Linked DNA regions of Homo sapiens: all the other regions are linked to region 2. A link is a loop called in an ENCODE intact Hi-C map of the cell type or tissue named here. Cell type or tissue: HepG2. All regions are shown on one strand.

Evidence for each region. Peaks named below come from ENCODE experiments on the same cell type or tissue, not always from the same donor. Only the 100,000 strongest peaks of a DNase experiment are listed, where the experiment ranks them.
Region 1: it touches region 2 in a loop (10-fold over the local background); 4 of 110 quality-filtered maps call a loop at or near these places.
Region 3: it touches region 2 in a loop (7-fold over the local background); 2 of 110 quality-filtered maps call a loop at or near these places.

The regions. Positions count from the first base shown.
Region 1 is chr21:15,479,275-15,487,274 of GRCh38, reverse strand. No RefSeq gene overlaps it. Among named protein-coding and RNA genes, the nearest start is that of USP25, 250 kb to the left of the region's middle. RefSeq lists a silencer at 4,063-4,112. In HepG2, a CTCF peak has its summit at 3,915 (motif pointing right); a DNase peak (open chromatin) is centred at 3,934.
Region 2 is chr21:15,137,197-15,145,196 of GRCh38, reverse strand. It overlaps LOC107985483 (a long non-coding RNA gene), which reads left to right and starts at 6,590. Exons shown (of 4, transcript XR_001755094.2): 1 at 6,590-6,740. RefSeq lists an enhancer at 4,515-4,809 and a silencer at 4,515-4,809. In HepG2, no CTCF peak of the experiment used is centred here; a DNase peak (open chromatin) is centred at 4,526; H3K4me3 peaks cover 429 bases.
Region 3 is chr21:15,436,445-15,444,444 of GRCh38, reverse strand. It overlaps LOC101927745 (a long non-coding RNA gene), which reads left to right. Exons shown (of 6, transcript NR_188238.1): 1 at 1-71; 2 at 364-421. Among named protein-coding and RNA genes, the nearest start is that of USP25, 290 kb to the left of the region's middle. In HepG2, no CTCF peak of the experiment used is centred here; DNase peaks (open chromatin) are centred at 24, 1,564 and 3,164; H3K4me3 peaks cover 2,981 bases.

The DNA.
Region 1 (8,000 bases), 340 kb before region 2:
GCAATAACATCAACTTCAAGTGATAAGGATACTGCTAAATTTGCTTTAATTAATGTCAGGTTCCTGAGTAATAAATCACTATTAATTGTTGAGTTAGTTTTTTGGAAATGGCCTAGTCTTTTTGGCTGTTGCTGATATTTGGCTGGGAAAGTCTTCCACTTGTGGAGGCCCTACCTGCTCAATCATTTACTTTACTGTTCTTAGCTTTTCAAGGTAAGAATTTCATCACGGTTGAAGGTCCATGAAATTACTCTCATTTTATTTTGCAATTTTCCCAAAGAGTAGAATTTCATAACCTAATGTGGAATTCAAAAAGGGAAAACATCTATATGATTCTACTCTTCTAATCCCGAAGAGTAGAATTTCATAACCTAATGTGGAATTCGAAAAAGGAAAACATCTATATGATAAAAAATAACTGAACTTCTGTCTTCATTTTTCAATATTTTCTGGAGATGCCAGGATACACAAAACCTGTATTTTTTTCCTCTCTTCTCCCTATAATTTAGAGATGCATTTCTGAGTTGCGTAATTTCTAAAAAAGAATGTGTGTGCGTGCGCACATGCGTGTGTGTACTTGTGTATGTGTGCGTGTGTGTGTGCACATGGGTGTGTGCATGTGTGTGCGTGTGTGTGCATGCATGCACGTGTGCCTGTGTGTGTGCACGCATGCATGTGTGCATGTGTGTGTGTGCATGTGTGTGTAAGTTCTCCTAGCTATTTGGTCTATCCTTTAATTCAACTTATTTGAGCTGGTTGGTCTCATCTAGTCTAACCTTGCAAAGAATCCCCTTCTCAACCAAGGATCCATCTTGTGCAATAGCTTCTTGCTTCTGAGGCTTCCTAGAGCTCTATTTTCAGTTCAGTTTGGATTTGTACTTCTTGCTTCCACTGGGTGACTTTATTCTTTGTAGTGTACACTGTCACATGCATGCAGGAAATATGCATAGGTAAGTTCTAGTCTGGGCTGATCCTACAGATGTTTGATATGTTGTATAATTATGCCTCCTTGATATGTAACCATAGGCCATTTCAAATTCTGTTAAATTTGAAATATACCAAGTAGCATTATTGATTAGTTAATCCATGGACGTCATAAATTCTGAACTCTCTAATTGGCATATCTTGTATTGGTCCTTCAGATTCTCAGAGAAATGTGTCTGAACCAGGGTAAGAAAGGAACGACTTTCTTAATGCATTACATTGCAATTCAGTGAATATGCTAAGCTACCACATTAGGAACCTGGCCAAGCTCTTTAGTCAATTTTCAATTAATTTTAAGTGGGGGGAGGGGCAAAGGGTGCTGAAAAAGAAATGGGCTGAGAATTAGAGAGCCTGACACTGACATCTGACACACAGACAATTTACTGAACCTCATTTTCACATCCATTAATTCAGTGAGAGCTGGATGGTTGGGCTGGGGAGTTCCTCATGTCCTTTCCACTGCTAACTTTCTATGAATAATTCTTAATGTCCACCTGTAACCAGTCCATTGCTTATCAATTTCTTTATTTCACAGGGAGTAGGAGCAAAGTAAGGTATTAAAACTCGGATGGTCGCTTTTTTTTGTTGTTCTTACAACTTCTGGCATATAAGTTTAGGTTTGAAAGAAGAATTAAACCATTTATAAAAACAGAGAAGGAAATTATCTGTAGATTTGTGAACATACACAGCAGCTTCTCATTTAGCATATAAAATTTAGAACTGGATTTTTAAAAAATAGAATCTTTGCTAAACAAATGCATATTTTTCCTTCAACTTTTCTTTGTCTACAAAAATTTCTGAATACTAGTCCCCCCAATCGTCACTTATAGTTCTTATGAAGCAACTAGCTTCTTAAAAGCTTTGAGTTTACTCATCTCTCAACAGTGATTATAAGAGCCTCATTTGCACTCAATCAAAAAGTATGCCTATTTCAATGTCTTGTTATACTTCAATGATTTTCTAGCTTCACCTCAGCAGTGATTTTGCAGGATAAGAGTGGAAACCACTGGAAAATAGAAGACTGAGGAGAATTGTGTAGCATTGTATAAGATATCATAGGTATGGGTTGTTTTAATGGACTCCTCTTTACCCCATTAGTGAGGAAGGGATTTCCACGCTAGGGCTAAGGTGATGGCCATATACACAATACCTGGTGCTGGACAGATGGGATAGACAGCAATTTATTAGTCACATATACTCACAGCCCAGGAGAGGAGGACACTGCATGCCAGGGAGTATATCACCAGGAACAGAGTGAACAACCAGGGGCTGTGGGAGCAGGCTTTGTAGTATCAAGAGGGCATGATGTCCTGGTTCCCACAAGACGACGTGATTGGCTTGTTTGAATAAATCCATAGGCTAGCTGGGAACTGAAACCTACTCCCCAGTAATAGGCAGAAATTGTGCCTGGTCACCTCACTAAGGAGAGTTATTCAGTTAGGGAGCTTTATTCTCACAAGCAAAGTGAGGAGGGGAACTTGCAGTTAGACCATTTGAGACCCTCCATTCTTAGCAGATGTCAAGCAGAAAATAATATTGAATTTTAGTTTTAGTTCTAACGACACATGGATATATGAAGTTATATATTTTTTAAAAAATTATCTAAAGCAAAATTAAGAAAATTAAGAGGATCATATTTAAATAAAATATGGGAAACAATTATTGGTGAGAAATAAAGACTAATTTTTTTTGGAATAATATGTCAGAAGATGTATTCAAGCTTTAATAAATAACATCAAAATCCTGGAGAAAATGTTTTGTTTGGATAGAAAATGGGTGAATTTTAGGATCTTCCAGTTTTAAGCTTTTATCGTTTGTTATCACCTGATTGATAGTTTGTCTTTCTCAGGGATTTCATTAATAAATACCTTTTCCTGGTTTTAATTTCCCCTTTTGTTCTAAAGTGTCTCTGCATAGGTAATCTAAGCTCTTTCTGCATCTTACAAGATTGAGGTTGGCTTTTCCGGTATTTACTTTGCTTGGCTTTCACAGAGCAAATTTGAATTTATGATTTTAGGTTTGCTCAGCTCTTTTGTATATAAGAAAATGCTCTGCAAACAACAATTCAATAGACTAATTTTTATGTAATTTATAAATTGCAACACATTTTTAATGAGAAGAAACTATTCAGAGGAATAGTATTAAGGATGAACCTAACACTATTGAAAGGCTATTTTTCAATAAATGCTAGTGTAGTTTACAATCTTTTATGGTAGAGATGTATTTACCATAACCAACTCCTTCAATTTTCCTGGTACTTGTTTTGGCACTGAAAATATCGCATCCTAGGAAGCCTGTGAATCCTGAGAAAACCAAGACGGTTGGTCACTCTAGTTGTATTCCCATTAGAACTTATATTTCAGCAGGTCAGAAATAGATACAAGGTGACTGGCATATATCTTTTTAAAGTATTGTATTTCTTGCTATATCCCTGACACTTAAAAGATTTCTGGGTGTGTAGTAGGTTTTCAAAAAATATTTGATGGCAAAATGATTGAGAATACAGCCTACCAGTCAATGTCTAATTAACTCAGAAGGAGAAGGTTTATCTCATTGGAATATCATCTTTATCTGTTAGGAACCATCTCTTCTAATTCATGTGAGATAAAAATAGTTCTCTGATTGGAGAATACCTGGCGAAGTGTGCTGAATCAGTCAAAAGGAATGAGTGTTCCAAAATGTGAATGCTAGTCAGTTTGTAATGAGTATCATTGAAAATCCCAAGTTAAAAAGTCAGATGCTTGTTTATCATGTTACTCAAAGCATCTTTAGTAAAATACCCAAACCTCTAAAATTATCAATTTCACCTAACCCTTTGTGAAGACTGTACATGTCCACTCAGGTCTGATGGTGTAGGAGAGGCGGGGCAGGAAACCCACACTTGAGAAGGGACTCTGAGGCTACTTGCTGCAATCTGTCCAGCAGAGGGCGGTGGTACACCTCTGCAAAGACCGAGGCCCACTCTGGGATACGCGAGGATGGTCAGAAAGATGCCTAAGGCCTGCCTGCAAGCGCAGAAAATTAAGAGCATTGGGGAAGGATTCTATGCAGGAAAGCTCTGAGGTCACTTGATACAAGCACAGTGCTATCGTGCACAAGCTGTGGTTTCCCAGTGAACAGTCTTAAGTCACTCAGAAATATATGAAGTCTCATAATTTTACTTTAACCTAAAATAAAACAAAAACAATAAATTATCGTTCCTGAGGGCCAATGCACTAACTACAAAGCTCATTTAAAAATGAAAAAAACACTAAATACTCAAAACCAAGACAAAACACAAATGTATAAAGTTTAAAGGAAAAATCCTAATCATTTTTTCTAGCTTCTGATGATATCGAACATGTTCAGTGCCTTAAAGTTTCCCAAAGTTACAGTGACATTCTTTTAAACATACAGGCTTTTTGAGATCTTTAGGATTCTACTAGTTTTGTGTTTTGTGGCAAACTCTTGTGGCACAGAGCAGTTAAGTGCTTTATTTAGGGACACATAGCTAGATGGAGTAGAGCCAGTTAGTTTGAAAACTAGTTTATTTCTGTCTGCACTCACCTATGGCACTCTCCAATTACATACCACATATTAAATAACATTATATTTATCATTAATGATTACCCATGCTTTAACTGAAGACAGGTATTTCTTACAAATAATAAGGTGATTTCACCAAGACTAAACTTGATAATCTGATTTGTGTCCTAAAATGTCAACTTGCCCTGTAAATAATAATTCAGAAAAAAAAAAAGAGTGAAGTGTTACTTTCCAAAGAGCAGGAAAATTCTGGGTGCAAGAAAGAAACATTATTTCTAGATATCATTAAGGATTTCTTTAGTACTTTCAGAAAGGACATAAAGCATCTTTAGAAAAGAGAAGATAATGGTGAAATGAGGGAGGTTCTGTGCTCACTAGTGACATTTAATTTTCTTTGCTGAGGATGAAGAGGAAGATGAGGTCTCTGGGGACAGCTCCTAACATGCTTGCAGCAGGGTGACATTGTTGAATGCTTTTTCTGACTTCCATTTTTTCAGGGTAGTGAGAGCTGTTTGGCTTCTCCCCCTGGAATCTGCAGTCATTTGCTACCCTACAGCAAAATCTGGGTGATCACAGTTAGGAAAAATGGGTTCTGTGACTTCACATTTACATTCTGCACTAGTGTTCATGGGCTCCATTATTAAAAAAAAAAAAAAAAGAAAGACCCTCAGGGGACCCCCTTTCTCTGGCCTTGAAAGCTACATGGCAAATCTATAGCAAAGCTATTTGAAGGGTATACGTACTTGTGAATGACATGTGGTCCGCTCACCATCAGGAACAGATCTTCTTCAAGCACAGTCCTCTAACGTGAGCTGCTTGGCTTGGCTATCCAGGAGTTCAACTGCATGTGCTGTTTGGATTTGTTTGTGTCCAAATATATGTTTAACAGTAACTAATTTTTTTTTAATTGAGACTTCGCAACGGCAATAAAGAAGATTACTTCAGAATGACCCATCTGTAATTTACAATAAACTATATTTAATTTATTCAATTATGCATATAAAGCATATCTATGCATACATGTATGAAATGCCCAGAAACCGTGCTCAGCTTTAACTAAAATGAGATCCCTGGGTCCCCTACTAATCTTTTCTACATTCTTTTTTTGTTTTGAGACGGAGTCTCACTCTGTTGCCTGGCTGGAGTGCAGTGGCACGATCTTGGCTCACTGCAACCTCCACCACCTGGTTTCAAGCGATTCTGCTGCCTCGGCCTCCAGAATAGCTGGGACTACAGGCACCTGCCACCACGCCTAGCTAATTTTTGTATTTTTAGTAGAGACAGGGTTTCACCACGTTGGCCAGGATGGTCTCGATATCTTGACCTTGGGATCTGCCCACCTCGGCCTCCCAAAGTGCTGAGATTACAGGTGTGAGCCACTGCCCCCAGCCCCTACTAATCTTTTCTAGCTATGCACAGCTTAGGGGGAAAGTATCTTCAGTTTTGACCCTGATCCTCTTACTGTGTCATTATTTGAATTTTTTTTTTTAATCATAGGTTGACTTCCCTCTGTGTTCTCTGTTTTTATGTGGATCTGCCTCAGTGTAGTCACTTCCTGAGTCAAGACAGATGTGCTAATTGGAAGAATTCTCAGTCTCTCTCTGTTTGCAACCATTTAGAGTTCAGACTTTAAAATACAGCCTTTGCAGCAGAATTTCCACAGCTTGTATTTCTGTTCTTATTTACTACTATACATAGCCCCGCAAGGGCTGGATATGTGAAACTGCTCCATTTCTGTAAATATGTCTATTGTAACTCTTGATTATATAATTCCTCTTCATCTCTACTATAGTAGCCCCTTCAAATTGGAATTCAGTATCCCTCTTATGTTTGCATGTAGCACACTATACTTGTCTTCTCACAGAACTCATCAAACTGTCTTCAAATTGTCTATTTATTATCTGTTTCCCATTAGATTGTAAGGTCTGGGGACAGGAACACTCCTATCTTTATTTGTTCATTCATGCAACCAGTGAGTTGTTTCCTCCTGCCTCCATGCCACTAGTATTTGTTGAGCATCTACTATGTGCTAGACGTGCGTGCACACACGCTCAAACACACTTAAGAGCACAGCAGACATTTTCCTTGCAATCATTATGTCATCATTGAGCTAATAGGCTAATGAGGCAGGCAGAGGTTAATCAAATAATCAAACAGACAACATGAATTATCATTAAATGTGATGAAAGAAGGAGAGGTACATGATACCATGAAATTAATACAAAAGTAGCTGGGTGTGCAGTAGGTGAAGTGAATTCTGAACTGAAACTTAAAAGATGACAGAGTTAACTAGAAGGCAAAGTGGGAAAATAGTATTGCAGGCTACAAAGCTGCAAGGCAGAAAGGGTAAGTTTGAGAAATGGAAAAACATTGTGGTTGGATAACAGACAGTGAAGAAGAGAGGGGTGGTAGATGAAGCTGAATAAACAGGTATGGAACAAATTACACAGGGCCTTGGCCGCCGTGTTAGGAGTGTTGGCTTCCATCTAAAGAGCCGGGGAAATCCAGTGGAGCGTTTTAAGCACGAGAATCACAAGACCCTGTATGTAATTGCTCTGACTCCTGTGCAGAAGATGGATTGGATAGGATCCGAGTGAATGTAGAGATTTACCAAGGTGGCTCCTACAGCAGTCCAGGCAATAGATGATATAGTTTAAACTGGGGTGGTGGGGGTAGAGAAGGGTAGAAATTGCCACATGGTAGGATGAAACTGGATTCATATAGCTTTCAGCAAAGTGAAGAAAATCTTTCCAGAAGTGACTGGTTATGAGTGCTGGACATTACTTAGAATTTTCCCACTGTGCCTTGTTCACAATTTTATCTCCAGCACCTGACACATGCAGGTTCTTGTGGTTAGTGCTTAGTACATTTTTTTTTTCAAGAAAAGACAGAGGAGAGTAAGAAAAGAAAGCAAAAAGGAAACGCATAATCTCACCAGGCTTTTAGTGAAAAGGAAAAAATCTCTGGAGAGTTTTCACCACCATTCAAAATTCAGAAATCTTTTGCTGGTGTTTGATAGAAAGTAGCTCTCAAATCGAGTGCAAAATTTGATTGTTTATTTGTTTATATAGTGGCTACTTCCAGTGCTGGGTTGACAAGGATGCTGAGGCCTGGCCTGGGCTTCATAGAACAGAGAGCTGTGCTCCTTTAACATTGTCTGCCATTGGCATGCAGCATAGAAGGGATGAAATAAATGCTACATTTTGTTGCTTCTACAGATTACACTATAGCTACTTCCTATGTTGCATCATAATGGAAACCCTCACTGAAGGTTTTGTCTGCTTACCTATTTTATATCTAGTTGTACTTGTGTTGTATGTGCTCAGATCACACACATTCATTAATACACACACATTTTGCTGTTGTTTTATTTTCACTAGAATTATCATTAGGAAAAAGAACATGGTAGTTCAGTCTATGGGAACAGATCTTCTTTTGACCTGAAATGTTGCACTCACTCTGTATAATGGATTCAAAAGACAAATAGTGCG
Region 2 (8,000 bases):
AAAACACACAGACTAGAGAAACAAAGGCATTAGAACAATGGAAAGAGGTCAACAAATAGCTTGCCTACATTTTACTTTTGCCATTAGTTTATTTTGAAAAATAACATTTTAATGATTTAGACGTACAGAAAAGTTGTGAATATAGTACAGAGAATTTCTATATATCCAGTTTCCCCTAACGTCTTATAGTAGCATAGTATATTTGTTACAATGAATAAACAAATAGGCTAGGCATGGTAGGTAGTTCACATCTGCAATCCCAGCATTTTGGGAGACCAAGGCAGGCAGATCACTTGAGGTCAGGAGTTTGAGACCAGCCTGGCCAACATGGTGAAACTCCATCTCTGCTAAAAATACAAAAATTAGCCAGGCGCGGTGGTACGTGCCTGTAATTCCAGCTACTCGGGAGGCTGAGACCGGAGAATTGCTCAGCCTGGGAAGTGGAGGTTTCAGTGAGCTGAGATTGTGCCACTACATTCCAGCCTGGGTGACAGAGTGAGACTCTCACTCAAAATAAATGAATAAATAAACACTTAATGATGCATTATTATTAAATAAAGTCCATACTTTACTTGGAGTTTCTTAGCTTTTACCCAGAGTCCTTTTTCTGTTCCATGATCTCATCCAGGATACCACATTACATTTATTGACTAAGTTTCCTCCTGGCTGTGGCAGTTTCTTAGACTTTTTTTGTTTTTGAGGACATTGACAATTTTGAGGGATGCTGGTAAGAATTTTGTACAATGCCCCTTACTTGGAGTTTTTCTAATGTTGTTCTCATGATTAGACGAGGGTTTTATGGCTTTGGGGAGAAACATTATGGAGGTAAAGTGCCACTCACATCCCATTATAGCATGACATGATTGTAAGGACTGGGTTAAACCGGAGAGGGAATGCCCCTCTGTAACAGGCAGCTGCTATGGAATTCTGGTGGCTGCTCTGCGGGAGTCCTGCCCAGTGCTGACTGATCTTGATTTCTCAACAGAGCCAGAAATCTCAATGTTTATGTGAAATATTCAACTTTTAAATATTGACAACTAACACAAATTTAAAACACAACGATTCCATACTTGTGTCAGCCAAATAAAATAAATCTGTGGGCCAATGTTGGTCTATGGTCACTAGTTTGCTAACTTTTTTTGTAAAGATATAGGAATTACTAGAGCTTGTTTTTTTGCTTTTTAGAGATGGAGTCTCGCTAAGTTGTGCAGGATGGAGCATCGTGGCTATTCACAAGTGCAATCATAGTGCACTACAGCCTTGAACTACTGGGCTCAAGAGGTCCTCCTGCCTCAGCCTCCTGAATAGCTGGGACTACAGGTGTGCACCACCACACCTGGCTAATTTTTAAATTTTTTGTAGAGACTAGACAGTCCTCTTGCCTCCGTCTCCCAAAATGTTGGGATTATAGGAGTGAGCCACTGAACCTGGCCTCTGCCTTTATTAATGTTTTCAAAGCAAGAGAGAGGCATTGCCAGATTTGACTCCACTTGCTTTACACTTTACAAATCATTTCTAGTAACAGTAGTAATGGAAAGACAGAGCGGAGTATAACTGTGAAGGACAGAGATTAGATCAACCATGCTTTTATCACTACAAGAGATAATGAAGACTTGACCCAAAGTCTCATATGAAAGTATGTCTCTTACACATATGCGATGACATAAGACTATGGTATAAAAATACATAGTATGAGCAGGGGCATTAAGAGGAGGTGATGTATTTGGAGACATTTCAGGGTTAAAACTATGAAGACTGGAGATGTGTTGAATTTACAGAGTGGGGGTAAGAAAGGCATCAAAGATAATGTCAGGGTTGATAACATGGGAGACTAAAGTGGTAGGATGACATGGTCTGAGGTAGGGGATGTAGGGAAGGAACAGGTTTGCAGGAGCAGATATTGGTGTCTCTGAATTGACCAGTTGGACACACTGCATGGGCACCTGGAAACACAAATCAATATCTGAAGAGAGAGATTGTAGCAAGAGATCTAGGTTAGGGTGTGTCTTAAGTAAGGTGATAGCTGCCATCCTCCAAGAATATAAGAACATATACATAGCATGAGAAAAGTACAGTCTTTTTTGTAGATGGGTCCAAAGAACAGGGAGCCCATAAAAGATGACCTTAATAATGCATCTTGTTCGACCCCTTCTCCCTATTGCCATGTATTAAAAGAATTAGGAGTTCACATTCAGAGCTTCCACCATGCTTCCTCTACTTCACCACCCGTCTAGGCCTCACTTTTTAGTTTCTGGCCCCCATGCTTCTATCACACCTACCATCACCCAGAGAATCCCTTCTATCTTGCCATTCAGGATACAATAAAATCTCTATTGTCTTCCTTCCTTTCTAATAATTTGTTTTCTCTTCTTTTCTGACTCTTTTTCCAACATCTGCTTGTCTACATGAAGCTCAGTTGGAGAAATAGGTTCAAACCCACTTTTGTTCATTATAGGTTCTATGGCTTTGGACAAGTGTCTTAACCCCTCTGAGTTTCAATATAGTTATCTGTAAAATGGAGATAATATTTACTCCCTGCTGTGGTTGTGTGGATTAAAAGCCTAAAATAGGTCAAACATTCATTCTTGAGACTGGCCCTAAGTAGGTGCTCAGTAAATAAAGACTCACTTCCTACTCTCACTGCTTTTTTCTATCTCTTAGTGTTTTGCTTGTATCTCTTTGTTGTCACCTGCTATGTACATTTTTGCATTTTCCTTCCTACTACAGTTCAAGCTCTTTGAGGACAGAAGTAGGATGTATCTGAATTTCTATCTATGCCTTCTTCATGGCATACAGTGTGGGCTCAATAACTATGAAAATATTTACGTATGTAAACATCTACAAATTAATAGTAAATATCTGGGACATTGTAGGCCTTAATATGTATCTGCCAATGGAGTCAAACCTGCAGCCAGGTGTGGTGGCTCATGCCTATAATCACAGCACTTTAGGGGGCCAAGGCGGGAGGATCACCTGAGTCCAGGAGTTCAAGGCCAGGCTGGGCAACATAGTGAGACCCCGTACTCTACAAAAAAATATTAAAAATTAGCCAGTCACAGTGGTGTGCGCCTATAGTCCCAGCTACTCAGAAGGCTGAGGTGGGAGGCTCGATTGAGCCCAGCTTGAACCTGGGAGGTTGAGGTTGGTTGCAGTGAACCATCATCACACCAGTACATTCCAGCCTGGGCAACATAGCGTGACCCTGTCTCAAAAACGAAACAACAACAGCAACAAAAAAAAAAAAAACTGCTGATGATTTTTCAACTCTATGCCAATGTAGAGAAAATATGAGACAAGGAAATCTTAGTTTGCTTTTATGCGTCATAAGCAAGTATTATTCTAAATTCTAAGCCCGTAGGGCACTCATGTATCACCAATGAGCTATACTCCTTTCTGAGGTAAAATATTAATCTATGCTATCTCCAGAAGGAGCAGCACCCTGAACGACCCACTGGGCAACTAGCTGAAAATCCTGCCCCCTTGGCACTTGTGGCCAGGAGAAGCAGCATGAATAACAGGTGCCTGGCACGAGGCCATCACAAAGTCAAGCCCTGTTTCCCTAAACCTTACCTGGAGTGCTTTTTCATATCACATTTCCCAAACTGCCTGCCTCTAGTGTTTTACTTAGACTCCGTTCACTTCCATAAAAGTGAGAAATGAAAAAGAACTACTGCCATTCAAATAGAATTGGTGTCAGGACTTAAGAGGAAGCAGTGGGCTTCTGAAACAAGTGCTGAGAGGAAAGGCTGAAGAGATGGATTGTGGTCTTGGTTTTGTAAGATTAACTAACTCGAAGACCCTGGGCAAATTGCCACTCTCTTTGAGTCTGTTTCCTCATCTGCATAATGGGAATACTAATTATCGGTTTTCCACCTTCCTGTGGCTTTTGCTAGGATTAGGTCGAGCAAAGCAAACTATTTGAAAAAAGTGAGTTTCCCTCTGAATTTTTAGTAGACAAATAAAAAGAACAATTACAGAGGGAGACTCTATTCAGAAATGAATTAACACTGATCTACTGTTAAACAAGGAAAGGGTTCGCTTGATTTTAAAGGGTAAATCTGGTATTTATTTGATCTTTGATCATTAGAGACGAGAATTCTTTGACCTGTCTTGAAATTGCCCTCACGAGTCCTTACTTCAAAGGACCTTGGTTTTCTATGTCTGCTTGGAGCATAGTTATTCCTTAGAAATAGATTTTTTTACCTAGTCTTTCACACATCCTTATCTCGATTACTTTTGTACACACACAAATCCTCAAGAAATTATAGTTTGGGACTCGTTTAAACTTGCATATGAAGAATAAGTGCAAGAATCTGGGAAAATAATCTGTCAGTTGTTTGTAATAATCGCCTTAAATAAGCAGTCCCTGGCTTATCAAAAGCTTGCCCAAGTTAAACAAAGAAGGCAGTCAGCAGAGCCTCAGACGCTGAACTGTGAACCCTGGCTGGACCTTGCACTAGGCAGCCTAGTAACAGGAAGGCAGCAAGACACACTTTGAACCAGGGGTTCTAAGGCTGCCGTGGGGTTATAGACAGGGTGACAGCTGCACTTTGCAGCCTGAACTTTGTACCTCGACACAGGAGCATTTAATCTCCATAACAGGCACTTTGTTTCATTACTTATTAACAGTTCCTCCTTGAGTAAAGTTCTTTGTTAATGGAGCTTTAAAATATGATCCCTCTCCCCCTTATGCCTGCCATGGGGATGGGCATTTGTGCTTGTTTGCACTATCTGCCGCTACCATGGGCTCATCGTCCCTGGGGGAGGGCTTTCTCCTGTTCAAAATTGGCCCTTGCAGAGATGTCACTTTGTAATTGTGACTCCAGAGGTGGCACAGTGCTCTCTGGTTTACCCTCAGAGAAGGTAACCGTGATCCTGATGCCATTAAATGTCACACCAGGCAGCGACTGGTGTCACTTCACCTCTCCCCACCATGTCAACTCTTCTATTTTTTATCTTCCTTTTCACTTACTGCTTTTCCTTTACCATTTTTTTCCTTCTCTCCTTATTTTTTTTCTGCACGTTCAGCCTCACAGTGGCACTGGAGTTAACTGATGGTGCCCCCTGTCACACACATCATCCCCTCAGCCAAAGAAGCCAAGACGTGTTTTGTTGCAGTTGGAAGTCAAAGCAATTTAAGGGCACGTTCAAGTAACCTCCTTCCCAAATAAACACACTGTAGTTAACTTCAACAAATCAGTAACTGATACTCAGTAAGCCTGAAGGGTTAGCTATTTAAAGAGAGGGTCTGAGCTCTAGAAAAGGGAGAGTGAGATTGTTAGTGAGCTAAGCATTAGGGACCACCTGCAAAATCCATACTAGTCCTAGTGAAAATACTCAGACTTCCATCCCCCTCCCCAAAACCAGATAATATATTGCTACTATTTCAATTGCCAAATTTTGTTCAATACTGATCAATAAGTAGTCTTTGGTTTCTGGGACCCAGGAGGTGGTGACTACAGGCTATTCATTTAGTAACCAGCAAAGATCAAAGGGGCCCCCTCTGAAGCTTTGCTTCAGGGTCTGGGGGCCAACAAATTAACCTTTCGCCACTGGGCTATTTTGTCTATTTTAGTAGTTGAGCTTAGTTCAGACACCAAGTCACCCTCTTCTCATTTTTCTTTTAATCTTAAAAAACGCCTGTGTGTCTAGCTTCTCATTCAGCAAGGGGTCAGTCCTGGAGCCCAGTCTAGGGTACCATGCAATAAATACCCCTAATTCTCTCTGACAATTCCTCATTCCCCAACCACATCTAGATCTTCCAGAGTGGTTCAGCCCCCCACTCACCTATCTGCTTTATTTCCCAGGCACCAAGTCCGTTTATGCCAAAGCCGGTTGACCAAAACGTACTTTGTTAGCCAACCTAATATTCCTGCCTCATTTTCCTCTGGTTTTTGCCTAGTGTTTTTTTTTCCTCTGTTCTTTTGTCATTTTCTCTCTCCCCTTCTCTTTTCTTTCCTTTGCTCTTTTCTTTTTCATTAACATGCTCAAATACGTAGTTTAGAAATTCATCACTGGAGTACAAATGACAAGGTACAGGAGCAGGTCTGTCTTCTCTGTGCACATTGCCCTCCCTCGTTCCTAATATATTTTTGCAAGCCTGCCGTGACAAGGGGATGTGATCCAGTCATTTATCCTAGTATCTGGATTTGGGTTATTTATAAGAAAAGGAGGGAAATTTAAAACAAATATAAATTATTTGGAAACATCACATCTCCAGCTTTTATGTTCAGCGTCATCACTGGATGATCCACAGACTCTATATATCTAGCTTTCCTGTGCTGGGCTTTCCAGGGACCACCTCATTTTACAGCAAGATGGCAGGGAGACAAAAAAGGCCAGGCCATGCATTTCATTGTTTCTGTGCCAACGATCTTTTTGGTACTGAAACGTTGCACTTTTGGCTCTTCCCGCAACAGTCTTCTTGCTTCCTGCTTTCCTCTGGAAGCGTGCCAGCACCCGCAGCTGGGTCTCCAGCAGCTCCTCCCAAAGCCTTGGATTAGGGCTGCACCTGTTCAGGATTTGCTCAATCTGAAAAGTAGTAGGGCTTCTCCAGAACACATAATTACCTTTGCCCTGAAAGCAATGCAGTCGGATGCTTTGGCAGCACACTCAGGACAGCCAGGGCTGCAGACATGGCCTCCAAATTCAGTCTCAGTTACCCCAGGCAGAACACGGGAATTGACCCTTCCAACTCCTCCACCTGCCTCTCGATCCCAGAATCTTGCCACCTGCTCCAGGTAGGTTTAACAAAGTGCAAGCAAAGGTGACTGTAGCTTACATAGCTAATTGCTATAAGATACAAGAATAAAACTATGTCATATCTACTATAATAATCTAAGCTTACAGATGAGAAATGCAGGGTTTGTTGAATTTCTTTTTTCGAATAAGATGAATTCGATGAAACAAACATGATTACCCCATTTGATTCTTAATTCCTGACCAATGAGTGAAAATGTATAAATATGAGTTCAGTGTTTCATGGACATCCTAACAACAATTCCTTCTAATTTTCCATATTTTTTTGGTCTCTTCTCCCTGTATACACACACACACACACACACACACACACACAGAGGAACAGGAGAGAAGAGATGGGGAAACCAGACAGTAATCTTGCTGTAGAATAGAAGGAGCACAGGACAGGATCAGCAAACACAAATGTCTGCAGAAAGATATGTACCAACAACCTGAGTGACAGAGACTTTCCCTTAGACTTCCCGGGACCAATATTTTTATCTTTTATGCTTTGGAAGAAATAGTCATTAATTCCCAGAGTGAAAAATTGAAGAAAAGAAGTGAAGAAAAGGAAAATAGCAAGGACAGAGGCATTGCCACACTGAAAGTAGGGAGGTGATAAAGAGGGGCAGAAAGACTCTTTAAGAAAGTTGCTGTTGATTAGCTTTCTCTGGACCATCACACCAATCTCTCCTGCAATTTCTGGTCAAAAGTCCTTTCCTCTAATCACTTTTGATTTCTTATTTATAGTATTACTATTTAAAAAAAACAGGAATGGAGAATAGTGGTAAATATGGCCTAATATTAAAATATTTAGATAGAGTTCAGTGTCAGATCAACGAATTATTGCTCGATATAATCAATCAACTGCAAAACCTTCTAATTTCCACCCACAACTTCTTCTTGGTGATAATTTTGCATTTATCTTTGGCACAAATTAAGGTTAACTGCCTTTGATTATCTAAGACGAATTGCTCTGGATGAAAAGAGTAACATGACTCTTTTAATGTCATCTAGTTGCTGGTTCACAGTACTGATGCTTGCATGAATGTCTAGTTACTGGTTATCACATTTGGGGTTTTTTTTTTTTTTTTTTGAGACAGGGTCTCGCTCTGTTGCACAGGCTGGAGTGCTGTGGCACAATCATGGCTCACTGCACCCTCACACTTCCCTGGCTCAAACAATCCTCTCACCTCAGCCTTCTGAGTAGCTGGGACTATAGGTGTGTGTGACCATACCTGGCTAATTTCTTTTATTTTCCG
Region 3 (8,000 bases), 300 kb before region 2:
GAAATACCAGGGAATGTCAAGTCAAACAAATCGTAGATCTTCTCTGGCGGCTTCTTTGACCTTGTTCTGAGGTAAGTCACACCAGCAGGAGGGGCATTCAGGATAAGCGTGTTTGTCATTTGAGGCTTCTATCTGCTCCAAAAGGAACTCTAAATCTTCCTTATGAAGGCACTGACATTTAGTTTGGCACATTTTCAGATACTAGAAAAAGAACCATGACTTGACAAAAAAAAAAAAAAAAAAGTTTAGTTAATACAAAGCAGAAGAGGCAATTATTTCAAGCCATTTAGAGAATAATTTGAACATAAATGTGCAAATATATAAGTTTTTAGGTGCTGAGATTTCTTTTTTTTTTCCTGTCAGTGAACACCGTGTACATCAAGGAAGATAATTACAACTTTTTCAAGTCTTCTAAAATCGAGTAAGTTTTCTGTTTTTTTTTCCTTTGCAGTATCCAGGGATTTTGTTTGTTTGTTTATTGCCACATATGGTTTCTGTTTCAAGGTCTAAGAGCATCATATCAAGCTTTATCACATCTGAAGTTGAAGGGAGTAGTTCTTGCAGACAATCTATAGCATCCATTTAAGAACAGATAGAAGTCTTAAATTTGGCATATGTTTATCTGATGAACCTCACTGTTTTTGTTCCAAGTTTCAGTTAAATCTCATCTGAGGGAGCAAACCTATTTGTTGATTTGATGGGGGTTTTATACTCTTTTATGTGACAAAATAACCCAGAGATTCTCATGACTTAAATGTAAGGGATCCAGAAAGCCTGGAGATACAAAAACATTTTCCAAAATAGATGTGCAGTTTGTACTTGTTTATATACTTGCTGAGTATTTTGCTTTCTTCTTTGTTTTTAAAGGGACACCTAATTCTATGTTCCCACCCTTTTCTTTCTTCTCCAACTTGTACATTCTGTAACTTATATTGTCTTGACATTTTGAGGCAATATTCCATCCCTCCAAGTCTTTGATATCATTTTACTCATAAAAACTAGCCCATGAATGAAATCAGAAGAGGAAAGTTCATTTTTGTAATTCCAGCAACGAGACATCTTCCACATTCATTACCACCCAAGTATCAGTTATTTGAAGGCAGATTTAAAAAAAGGCCTGATGTCAGAAACATTAGTATGTCATGCCCAAATCATATGGAGTCTCTTGAACTCAAAGGGGAAAAAAAAGGCAGCCTGCTTTTAGACCTTCTGCTTTCCTTATTAACTTTGACCTTAGCTATTTCTCAATCAGCTGCTTACACATCCATTTTATACACTAGAGGTGTAGAAAATTTCATAAGAAAAGCAACCAGCATAAAAATGACTTTTTAAAGAAAGTTCAGTAACCTCCATATAGATCGAATATGACATGTTCAAGTCACTGACTTCATTTATTAAATGCACTTCCCTGACGTGTTAAATAACTCTTTCTCCTAAGTGCAAAGGGTTTGTGTGGCTCCTCCTGCCCCCTCTCTTCCCATCTCCATGATTTATGATGTTCTCCTGACAGGCTTCATATGTCTAGGGCCCATTAGGTAGGAAGGTAGTTTTGTCTCTGGGTGAGTCCTGCAGTCACCCCGGGGTGAGCATTACTGTTTGGCAGTCTCCCTGGAAGTTTACGGAGGAACAAACAAAAAAGAGACTCACCCGGAATAGAGGTTTTAGGGAGAGATGGCCCCTGTTTGTGAAATAAACTTTAGAGTTTTGTTTCTGTGTAAACTTTTTTTTTTTGAGGTGGAATTTTACTCTTGTTGCCCAGGCTGGAGTGCAGTGGTGCAATCTTGGCTCACTGCAACCTCTGCCTCCCGAGTTCAAGCAATTCTTCTGCCTCAGCCTCCTGAATAGCTGGGATTACAGGCACCCGCCACCATGCCCGGCTAATTTTTCGTATTTTTAGTAGAGACGGGGTTTCATCAGGTTGGGCAGGCTGGTCTCGAACACCTGACCTCAGGTGATCCACCCGCCTCGGCCTCCCAAAGTGCAAGGATTCCAGGCATGAGCCACCACACCCAGCCAACTTTTATTATTATTATTTTTGTTGTATAAATCCACAATGTTCTCTTTTTTAAGAGGATGTGGAAACTGTTTGAAAAAGATTTGGGAAAAAATTGGAGCTGCCTAAGTTGTAAATTGGGGCCACTTGTCAGAACCCTGAGGACTGAAAAGTATGTCTTGAATTAAAATATGGTCTTGTGCCTGTGAATCAGTAAAGGATGTTTATAGATGTGAAATGTTCTAATGTTATCTGGAAACAGCTGCTAATCTTGGATGAATATCAGGTGTGTGTGTATAAAATAGACCTCCATACACACAGAAAACTGAAGCTGCTAGGAAGGATCAACTGTAAGTTAAGTATATGAATAATTCAAGGTGCCTATCTTTTCTAAACTTCTTTCCTGTAGAGTTTGATGTCTGAGAATACTTGGGAACACTACCACCACTTCTCTAAGAATTGTTACTTTTAGGGCTGATGTTTAAGATGGAAATACTCAGATAGATTAAGATTTAGTCTGCAAGTATTTTGCATGAATTCCTTTAAAATGGGGTTGCAAATTTTTCAGTCTTTTCTCTTTCCTTTGAATGGATTTTATTACTAGATCAAGAGCTGCCAACAGCTAGGCCCAGTGAAATGTGGAAATCACTCATGTCTTCCTACCTTGTAATAAGGTGAGGTTTCTGAATACCTTTTAGTTAAAGGAATAATAATAATTCTTAAAAACATAAAAATACTAGTTACTGATTGTTACCTGTGTCCCGAGGCCTAGTTGCTAACACATTGTCGTGATGAAAGAGCTCAGATCAAATCTAAATTTTGTGTTAGAAGTCCATTGCTGTATTAATCATCTGGAATAAAAATGTCACAGTTATGATTTTTTGGAAACTGCTGCACTTAACTTCCAAACTGTTGCTTTTTAAAAGGCTAATTCGGGGTTGGGTACATTAATGTCAATGTCCTATAAAACTGCCAGCTAAAAAAAATGTCAGCAGAGACATTTTTTCTAGCCGATGTCAGCACAAAAGGGTGCCTCAGTTGTTTCATCTCCAAACAGCTGCATGCTTTCATTGACATTTGGTGACCTTTCTTTGTGCACCCAGCCTAACCTCTTAGGTTATTTCCTGGCCTCCCTTCTGTGACCTTTGACCAAGGCCAACCTTTAGCTGGAGAATGTGACATTTTGTTCTCCTCTGGCTGACATGTGATGCTCTCATTATTCAAAGGTATGTGAAAATAATGACCCCAAGTGACCTTTGAGTTTCCTTTCATTTATTGGTTGTTTTTGGTGCTTGTTCAGCATGTACTCGTCTAGGTGAAGGGGGGTGAAAGTGAGGACTGGGGTAGCCTTAGACGGCCCATATCTCATTTTGTTTCATTTCTAGTCTCTTTCCTTCCAGACATGCTGCTTTACTGTTTATGACTAAACCTTATTGTTTTCTGTATACTGATCAAGGGACAAATTTGACCTGTGAATAATGGGTCTTTTTGAAATTTAAGAAATTTGGTTTAGTGAGTGAAGCTCGTTGTGCGTTTCTATCTTTTTCCTACCAAGGACATGTCTGCATTTCTGAATATAATTTTCCATCTAGTAATGGTAACTCTTTTATATTTGGAAAATGAATAACATATAGAATGGTTGTAATATGTGACAAACAACTAAAAAATTTGTCATTCATGTTTTATTTATATAATTCAGTTGGATATTTGAAAGAGTCACTGTCTAAAAAATAATTTGCATATTTTATCACATAGTTATAATTAACTTGGTTATGCTTATAGATTTAATGTTACATTAATTTAAATATGTATGTATATTAATATAGAAATGTGTACAGTGGGTACTAACTATGAAGAAGGAAAATTAAATTTAAGCACTGATAAAATAGTGGTCATAAATTGCTTAAGTTAGATTTGGCATTTCAGAAACAAATTAGAGGACATTTATCTATAAGAATTTAGAGATATTTAAAATTATATTTCTCTCAAAGTATTTCACTAATTTGTGACATCTGAGACAAAGTATATTTCCATTTAAAAAATAGTAAAGCGAGGAATTATCATGCTCTTTATATAACATATATTTGCATGTATTTTGCTCCTAGTCAATTCTCTTCTCTAAGGTATTTACCTCTAGAATGGATCCAACTGCTGTGGAAAATTGAGGATAAGAGTTTAGATTGCTTGGCCAAAATTTAAGCGTGGTCATTAACTCCGGGATTTCATAACTTTCCAAGGCAAGCTGTTTAGGTGCTGATGATGAGTGACTAGAGAATTATTATAAGTACACTAACAATTACAGTCTTCAGCAAAACACAGGGCCCTCTATCTAGACACATTCAGATAAAGAAAAGGCCATCATTCCTGAATTATGGTACCCTCTAATTTAATATCCAAATACTAGAAGAAACTATAATTACACCATTTTACCAAACTGTTATTTATTTTTTAGTACAGTAAAAAATAAGACCTTTAATCCCATGGCACATTTTGTACTTATGATTCAGTCCAGTGGTTAAGCCTGAATTTAAGAAACTTTGACACAGTGCATTACTTTCCTACAAAAGACCTAACATAAAACTATCCCTTCTCATTTCTGAATTCATGTGATTAATTTCAAAAAGGACACAAGAGAGGCAGGTGCTTTAAGAAACACGTTCTGGAGAATGCATGCTTTTATTTCTAATTTGCAAAAGGATGGCATATGGGTTCTGCATTCAACAAATATTTGATAGCTAATTTATAGAGAGAAATCTACTAGACACATGGAGATAATATGAATCAGACATGGGTCTGGCCTTCAAGGAAGATGCAATCTGGTAGAAGAAAAAATCTTTATAACACACTGAAACTTCTAAGTACCACAAGAAAAAAAAATTCCTATAGTTCCATGAATAATAAAGAACTCCAACTTAAATCAACTTGTTTCACCTATTTTTATAGCTCTATTTAAAGCATTCTAAAATTCCATTCACAGATAAGTTTTTGATGTATCTGTAAAATTCATCTCTCATGTCGTTGTCCTTGTGGCTAATTAGTGTATATTGCTTTATCATCTACCAATCATCCAAGCAAACTTTACAAATAATTAGATTTAGGCCCATTAACTACTCTAGGATGAAAGTTGAAGCTAATGCCAAAGACGAATTTCATATTTCTCAAAAAATAACACATTTAAACTCCTACATTAGGGTTTGTTTTTGTTTTTGTTTGTGTTTTTTGAGTTTTTTTTTTTTTTTTTTGCTACAAAACAAACTGTAGAGATAATAATTAGAGTATGAGATTAAGCTCATTTAATTAATGTAACCAAGAACACAAATAAAAAAAAAAGTGGGGTACTTATGGAATGGCTACATGTGTACTCCCAAGTTTTATCAATACATTCTGCATGAATATTTGCTTCATAAAATTTTTTTTTCTCTGCCTAATACTGAAAATTTAGTCTTTTTTCCTTTTGTAACCAATGATATGCTTCAAAGACTTAGAAGGAAACCTCAAAAGTGACCCCAAAGAATGTTTCTTGTGATTTGCTGTGTGCAGACATGATCTCTCAGAATTGTAATGGCTAATTTCTTTCCATTCAAATAGGTTTAACCCAATAAAGGAGCAAGTTTAAAATATTTCATGGGTCCTGTACTGAACTGAAGAGAGGGTATTGCATTGATTAATAAACAGAGATGTATGCAGAGTAGATGTGCTGCCAGGGTAAAAACAGTCAACGAAAGGAAACTTTAACAGGAAAACAACAAAAGCAAATAATTGATCAGTATTTTAATAACTGCATACCTTACATTGGAGGGAATATCTTCATTCTGTTATTTTGTAGGGTTTTAAAAATAAATTATTAAATTAGCTTTAAAAATGTTTTGAGTTTCCAATTTGGAAATCCCTGGTGCATTTATCTCCTTTATTCATTTGTTATTTTTTTATTTTTAGAAGCAACATTAGAAACTTATTTTTGCACTTAGCTCATTTTGTTCTCTGTAAAGGTTCTAACTTGTTGGGCATTTAATCACTATTAAAGACAAATGTTTTCACTTGTTCAAAAAAATTTTCACCTAATAATAAAATATAACTTGCCACATAAATGTCACCCTTCATGCACAAAGTGCTTTAAAGTGATAACGGGAAACCAAGTTAAAAATGTTTAAAAATCATGTCTGGCAGGAGGCATAAGTTTCCCTCTCCAAATCCCAATAACCTAAAATTGAAGAGAGCCAAGGCCTGTTTCCTGCTTTGTGATACTGCCTTATTGTCATTCAGTTGTATTTAACCACAAAGGCCCCATGCTCCATGTGGTAGATTCCTAAACAGTCATAAATCTACCTCTTGACCAAGTATGGTTTTTCAGCATGTGTTTTGTTAAGCAACAGAAACGTGCACACAAGAACAGTAGGAAAGAATTACTCATATCTAGGTTCCCCTAACGGAATCCCCAGGTCTTTTGATACCTAAGGCCCCAAACATGGCCATGATTTCTAGATTAGTATAAATTCCAAAAGTAACACAGCAAACTCTAAGAGCAGAAAAGATGTAGAAGATTTCAGTTTTGTGCAGTTTTTAAAAAATGAATGTTTCATGGGTTGTCTGAGTAAATTTCTCTATGGTTCTTTACATAACTACAACTTTGTCTCCTTTTCACCTCCAGAGTGAGACATATTGTAATTCTGGCTGATTTCAATGAAATTTCCTGTTGCTCCTTGAGAAGGAGTCTAGATATCACCAATACTTTTGTGCCATTATTAATTTAAAGGCACATATACTTCTTTTATCTCCTGGAATGAGGATTTATTTTTATTTTTTTAATCTAAATCTACTTAATTGTTAATGATTGCTTTGTTTTGGATCCATTAATTCCAATGTAGACTATTATTTAACTTTGAGGTGACAGAAGAAATGATTTATAATGGAAGCTGGAGAGGAACAAATAGATTAATTTTCTAAACCATTTCTAGTCAAAACGACAGTCTCATAAGCTATCAAAATTCACTGTATTTTGTTAATAGATCTCTTTATTTTAAAATGAGTAAGAACATATTTTGAATATCAGATTTTTATCCTCTCATATCCAACTGATTCCTTATTTTACTGATATGAGTGAGCATATATTCCCTTAAGAGTGAATTTTGAAGTATTATTTTAAAAATTAACAGTAAAATTCTTCTGATACTATACTGGAGGTTTTTGTTCCCAAAGATCAATAAATTACTCTATAGGACATAATAACTCAATGTGTATCCTCAAATGAAATTGAAATTCCTTCCATATACATAAAATCTGCAAAGGAATTTATTTCAGTAGGATAATAGTTAATTTATAGTGTGAAGTTCAAAAAGGCAGAAGAAGATAACAACTCAATTTAGGTAAAGATGTAGCACATATAAGCTGGAGGAAAATCAATGTCAAATAGAAAACCATATCTGAAATTCAGATCATATTTAGATGCACAAAAAACTGTTCAGAGCAGTAGGGGGTGATTGTATTCCAATTCAATTTCCTTTACTCACATCAACCAGTCTTGGTTTGAAAGTCAATCATATGACTTACCAGGCTCTTGAAAGAGTAGAAAGGGGGCAGCCCATGAAAGGGACAGGGAACTGATAACATAACATTTCTAAGACCATGAATTACAAAGTTTGGGCTTAGCATGCAGTTTGGGTAGGTTAAAAGAAAGTCATTAAAAAATAAAAAAAAAAAATGCATTTTGTTCTTTTTGTGTAAGTGATATCATTCACTGGAGATTTTTTTTTTTCCCTGAAGAAAGGGAAAAGCCAGATAAAATATTCTAAGTTTTATACAATCCTTTAAGAGACTATAACCAGAAACGAGAGATTTTCTAAGGCTTGGAGTTGTTTGTCAGGGGTTTCCTGTGAACAGGATCAGGGTGGGCACAGCAGGGCATGCATTTATTGCAGTCCAGCACAAATGTCAATATATATTTTTTGGTTATGGGAAACTCAAAGAAGTTGTCTGCATCAAACTGCCTCTGGGTTTAATTTTGAGGAAA